Regions from separate parts of the Homo sapiens genome. Here region 2 is linked to region 1. The links are chromatin loops, found by intact Hi-C in ENCODE. Cell type or tissue: dorsolateral prefrontal cortex. All regions are shown on one strand. Links, peaks and the distances in the headings refer to the core of each region. The heading gives the core; the rest is flanking DNA.

Region 1 (3,062 bases), core at 160-2,659:
AGATCTGTTCTAATGGGTTAGTTCTCTTAGAATGTAAGAAAACATATGACGAATGCCCTTTTATTAAAGTCATCTTTGTGACCAACTAAGTGTGTGCACACTGGAATGTGTTGGACCTCTCAATACCAAATAATGAGAAAAGATTTCTCCCTTCTCATTCCCTAACTTCATATGCTCTGTAATCAGTTCTCCATTACTGACATTTTTTTCCCCAAATACCAGATATTTGGTGGCCCCTACTAAATCAGTACGCAGTGTTCCCTCTGCTGGCTTTGCAGTACATGAAGTAATTCTTAATGCTAGTCTTTTAGCTGTATTAAGAGAAAGCCAAGATAATTTTGCAGAAAAAAAAAATCCTGGTTTAGAATAATAAACTGTCTTTGTTAGCAATGATGTTAGACATTTCCAATTTTGAATTAGGTATTTTATTTTATTCCCTTAAATGATGGAATTCCATTTGAGATGTAAGTGTAATATCTGCTAATGCATTTCTTCTGCTCTCACACATCTACACAACATAAAATCTCACATCCATACAATGGTATGGGGCATAGATGAAATAAGATTCTATTCCACTGCTTAATATATTCCTTTGGCATGGAGGGAGGGACCTGAATGGAAATTAGTTTAACAAATCTGGATTTGCACTGATTTGCAAGATTTTGCCTTGCCTTGGTTATAGAAACTATGATTGTAGGCGCTAGTCAGACCTGACAAGTATTCAGTTCAAATAAAATAAAGAGGAGGAAAAACTGTGTAGTTGTTACTTTACCTGACAAGGAAGAAGCCCTGGGAAATCTGATGTCATTGGCCTTTGTCAACTGAAAGGCGCCAGTTTTTTTGGTTCCACACTTTATGGAAAAGAAGCCTCCATGTGAGGCTGATTTACTTCTCAGTCAAGTAGACAAACATAACTTGCACTTCATCCTTTTGGGCTGATGACATTGCATTGTAACTGGGCTCAGCGCGTAATGGGGGTGGGGGTGCGTGCATTGAAAAATAATATATGGAAATAACTCATATTTGCAAAATATCAAAATAGGATTCTGGGGTAAATGAAACCTAGCATTTATTTTTATCACTAGAATAAGCTAAGAGTTAAGAAACCTGCATTTCTAACAATTGTACCATTTTCCTCTCATAACCAGTGACTAGCACACAGTAGGCTTAAGCTGTTCATGCCAATGCCAACTCATTATTCCTTTCCTTCGATTTTCTCAAGAAAACAAGCAGAAGACGAATGTTTGCAGGGCCACTTGGATTGCAAGCATGAATACAGGCTTCTGCTTCTATTCTAGAGGCAGAGGCACGGCACCCGGGGAGAGCCTGGGTTTGTCTGCAGCCAGCCGGCTCCCAATCTGGGGAGAAGCAGCCGCCAGGTGGCATCGCTGAGCCTCCCTGCGCCCGCGAGGCGAGGTAGGAAATCGTGGGGATAGTCAGTCTTCTTTCTTCTCCCCCTTCCTCCTCTCCCGACCCCCCTACCACTCCCTACCACTGTACCTTCTTTAGTTAGAGGCTTAAACGCTCAACGAGTAACAGGGTATGTCGATGAATTCTGATTTTTTTTCATAAATCAAAGTTTAGGGCAACCACCCGCCGCCTCCTGCTCACTTGTCAGGAGCTCCGGGTGACGGGGGAAGCCTAGACCAGCTTCCTGTCTGGATCAGGTAACCCAACTCGGGGGATTATCAATTTCAGTTTCCCTGTCTTCTTGCTAAAGTGAATGCAGTTTCTCCGGCTTCCGAGAGCGGCTGCAGAGAAACGACGCGCCTTACTTAAGGACTCCAGTGCAAAGGCCACTCCCTACTCAAAAAAAAAAAAAAAAAAAAAAAAAAAAAAAGAGGTTTCCTTCAGGCAGAACGCCTTCCGGAGCGCAGCGACTCGGTCTCGCAGGCACGGCGCTCTCCCTGGCTTAAGCTCGCCAAGGATTAATGGTGCTCAGCCTCGCTCCGCCGCGGCAGCCGAACCTCTCCTTTCGCTTACAGTTACAGGGAGGAAATAAATTGGAATCGACTCAGACTGTGCTTTCTGGAGGAAAGTCCTTCCTACTGTAAACATGTTTCAGGCGATCCTGTCAGCAGCATTTTAACACCCGTCTTCCGTTTAGGTTTTACGACCGGGGAAGGAGCTGAAGACACGCGCGCGCACACACACACAAACGCGGGCGCAGACGCAGCCCAAGCGAGGACACCTCCCGCACCCTCGCGGGCTCCCAGCCCTCCTTTGAATTTGCAACCGGTCGCGGATAGGTTGGGGGGGTCGTTTCCCAGGAGCTTGGCTCCTCCGTCCTCCTACCCCATCCCCTGGCCCTTGGAGATGCTGTCCAGTTCCGTCACTGACCAGAACTGACAGCCACTTGGCCCCCTGCTCTCTTGAGTGCCCAGCATCCTTTGCTCTGGACGACTAAATGCTCTCTGTGAGCCTTGCTTGGTTGGTACGGCGCGCGCTGTGCGTGTGGGACCCACTCTTCGGCAGGCACACGACCTTCGTACACCGGCTGGGCAACCACCCACTTCATCCCCTCCCCGGACCCCGCAGGCTGAGGCCCCATTGAGAGCGCAGCTGCAGCGTCTCTTTCAGAAGGGCAGAGCAGGCTGCGCGTGCACGGCGCGCGGGGGGAGGAAAAGGGCTGAGAGCTGAGGGAAGTCGACAATTCATTGCACCCCAGTCTTCAAGCGTCCCTTCTGCGCGGATCACGGAGGGACAGACGTGCATTGGCGCCTTCCCTCGATCCCTCGCTCGTGCAGGAAAGACTGGACGGTGGGGGCTCTCTGAGTTTGCGAGGGCCACGGAGGCGCCCCAGGGTGCCAGGCGCCCTTGTCAAGGGCCGCGCCCGAAGCTCCAGATTCAGTCCCCAGCACCTGTAGGAGGCGGTTTCGGGTCTGAGAGAAGGGAACATATGGCAGGTAGTTAACAGGGAGAGGCTGCGCCCTGGGCGCAGTTACGAGGAAGCCAAGCTCTGCGGAAGGTCTCGGCTCGCTTTGTCCTCCTTGGATCAGCTGGTCTCTGCCTTTCCGCTGGCAGCCGCGGCAGTCAGGCCCTGGCGCAAGCGTCCGGGTGGA
Region 2 (3,062 bases), core at 357-2,856, 1.1 Mb before region 1:
AAATGGTGGCGTGGTCAAAAAGATTGGAAACACTATGTTATGTCCACCTCTTGGGAACCCCTGATGTGCAATGGTTTATGAAAGCCTAAGAAGTCCAGCAGTAAATAAGACTGTTCAATTTGACTAAACATGTCTTCCTCAAACTTGTATCATGATGGAATTATTTTGGGGGATGCGTACTTACATGCGATAGAATTTGCATTCCTGTGGAACACACATTGATATGTTGCTATTACTCAACTTTATTACTGTACACAAGGAAACTGAGAGCCAAACTGAGGCCCTTTATTTTTATTCCTTTCAAATGTTATATTCTTTCTCATGTTTGTGGAGGGGGGAAAACAGCTATCTATAGAGCATTTATGCTACCTTTGCCCCACTGATATTTCTTATTGCATTTTCAGCCAAAATGACTGAGCATGCTTTCATCTGCCTTTAACAAAGAGAAATAGCAAAAGTGTAGGCTTCTGTTTAGAGATCGTTTATACCCTATTCCCTAATTTTCCCCTCCATATACTTCCTCAAGACATGTTAATGCAAATGTGTCTAGGAGAAATGTGTACTCTTTAGTAATAAGCTAGAGACTTAGTCTTTCATCCACCTTTGAACAAGTAGTTACATAGCCACATTTACTAGTTCCAAGTCGTGCTAATATATGAGGAAATGACAAAGCATTAGGTCACCATGAAGTCATAAAATATCTGAGGAGTTGATCAATATTAATTTATGAATGCACGTATAATGTGCATATCTCATTTTTCAGCTGATGACTTCTATTACCCGGAAAGAGCCTCATGGAAGAGAATTATAAAAGTTCTTTCATGTCAGCCTTGAAATCGAAGGCCGTAGAAAGCATTCATTGGAAGAAAGAGGTTACTTTTTATTATTGTGTATGACCCAGAGCAAGTGTCTTCAGTGTCTTCATTTCTTCTCTAAAGAACAACTCATTGGAAAATCACTTGGAGACCCTCACATAACAGATGAGAGCAATGTACTATCAAAAACCTGAATAAGAGAAAGCTCGAGAATTGATTTTCTATGTTGCTGTGACCAATCTGCTTTTCATTAGTTCCACTGACATCAGTACTAAATATATAAAAACAAGAGTTGTGTGTGTATATTGTTTTGTATTATTTTTTGTTTTATCATAAAAGCTCCACCCTCCGTTCCCCACCCCCCACCCCACCACACACAAGCTGTAGCCTTCCAATGAAGGGGGAAGAAAAGAAATAATTCTCATATTCTCCTATTTGCCCCAGACCTGAATTACTCCATTTCCTCAAGTCAGCAAATCCCCTGTACATCTGAAGCACTAAACTCAGTTCCTGAAAATATTGCCTGCTTGTTAAAGCACCCACACTGGATAGGCCCTTAAAGAGCCAGACATGCCTTGAAATTTACTGCCTCAAGCCCATCCGTCTTTCCAAGGCCTGCAATTTTCTTGAGTCTTTTCCCCAGACAAAAAGCTTCGGATGTTTGTCCCTGCAGAGGGCAACCAAGAGCTATGCTGCCAGTCGAACCCATCCTTGTACCCTGAAGAAACAGTGAGCAAGGATTCCTGGCTTTGGCCTTTGCGGGAACTTGACAGCTAATCCAAGTCATGCGAATGGCTTTAAGCTGACCCATCTTTTCTTTTTTAATTTAACAGTATGTGCAACTGTTTGGGAAAGACCAATTAGGCTGACCCATCATTTCTTCAAAGGCCTGATTGTTCTGATGTTTGGTCAAGCACACATACTACACGTAGATATGCCGTAGAAGCCAGATTTAGATACAAATCTACAGGCGTTCTGAGTTTCTCTGCCATCCAGCCAGCTTCCCCTCTTTTTAGGTGGATGTAGTCTCATTTGGCACCTCAAAGCTTGACGCAACACACCAGACTTCCTTCAGACCGTTTTACAACTGGTTTGTTTCGTTAATTAACCTCCTTTTGTGAGGTCTAATAGCCATCAGCCAGAATGATATTGGCTTCGTAGCAAAGAGTTTTATAGCTGTGTCACAGCATATTTTGATTTTCCAGCTAAAATTATCTACTATGCTCTCCGCATTACCATTTAAAGCACAGAAAATTTTCTTTGAAGCTGACAGTGTCCTGTTCCTCTTCATTAGAGTAAGCCAGAACTGTGCCATTAAACATGCTGCAGCAGAGAGGCCTGCAGGAGGCCCCTTCTCAGTTGTCCCTTCTTAGGCTTCAATTAAAAGATAATACTGACTACTTTCATAGCCCAGAAAAGTAAATTAACTCATCATCCAAGGAAACACAAGGTCTAAAATATAATTTCTTAGAAATTTGTGGCGCTTCCTCAGGTGAAATCTGTTTTCAGCTGCTTCTAGCTCCTATTTGGTAGGCACTTTCTGGAGACCTACGCTCCTGGTCATTTCAAATTCCTCTTAGCACCTTTATGTTCCTAATGGCATCTCTGAATTTTAGATCTAAGGGAATCACAGAGAGCAGATGCAAACTGTGAGATTAGACCATTTTATAATAATGCCTTAGACCAATGTTCTCAACCACTGATACTGCCATCAGCAGCATTAACATGAAAATGCCCGGGTACCACGGACCCAGTGAAGAAGAAATTCTGAGAGTGAGGTCCAGCAAGCTGCGTTTTAACAAGTCCTCCAGGTGAGTCTGATGCAAGCTAAAACTGAGAACCACTGCCTTGGGTATTTTTGAGGCTTTGGAGATTTCCAACTTATTGTGACATCCAGTAGTTTTGCTTCTTTACATTATAACTTCATTAAGTAGGCAGAATAGATAATACCTTTTCCAAATCTCTGTAGAGGAAACTATAGTTTAGAAACGGTGTTTGTTCAAGAGCAGCCTGTTGCTAAATGTTAAAGCAAGTCTAGATCACGAGGTTTCCAGTCCAACACTCATTTCCGCTGCAGTCTGCAGCCTGTGGAACAGAGTTGCTACCGCATGGACATAGAAGCCAGAAAGTCTCACCTGGCTCTAGTGACAGCATCGGCTGGGCCAACCAGGTAGAGCCCCTAATGGCTGATCCCCAGGAAAGTAAGCAAAAAAAGAAAGAGAGGAAAAGAGGAAGGGAGGAAGAGAA

The links. Hi-C counts contacts between places; a loop is a spot of excess contacts. Peaks named below come from ENCODE experiments on the same cell type or tissue, not always from the same donor. Only the 100,000 strongest peaks of a DNase experiment are listed, where the experiment ranks them.
Region 2: a loop joins it to region 1, with 7 times the contacts of the local background. A loop is called at or near these places in 21 of 110 quality-filtered maps.

What each region holds. Positions count from the first base shown.
Region 1 is chr6:21,587,743-21,590,804 of GRCh38, reverse strand. No RefSeq gene overlaps it. Among named protein-coding and RNA genes, the nearest start is that of SOX4, 4.5 kb to the left of the region's middle. RefSeq lists enhancers at 1,441-1,490, 1,501-1,600, 2,368-3,025. In dorsolateral prefrontal cortex, for the core only: CTCF peaks have their summits at 1,155 and 1,372 (motif pointing right); DNase peaks (open chromatin) are centred at 1,354, 1,904, 2,204 and 2,524; H3K4me3 peaks cover 1,703 bases; H3K27ac peaks cover 1,616 bases.
Region 2 is chr6:22,736,003-22,739,064 of GRCh38, reverse strand. No RefSeq gene overlaps it. Among named protein-coding and RNA genes, the nearest start is that of LINC03005, 20 kb to the right of the region's middle. In dorsolateral prefrontal cortex, for the core only: a CTCF peak has its summit at 1,492 (motif pointing right); a DNase peak (open chromatin) is centred at 1,524.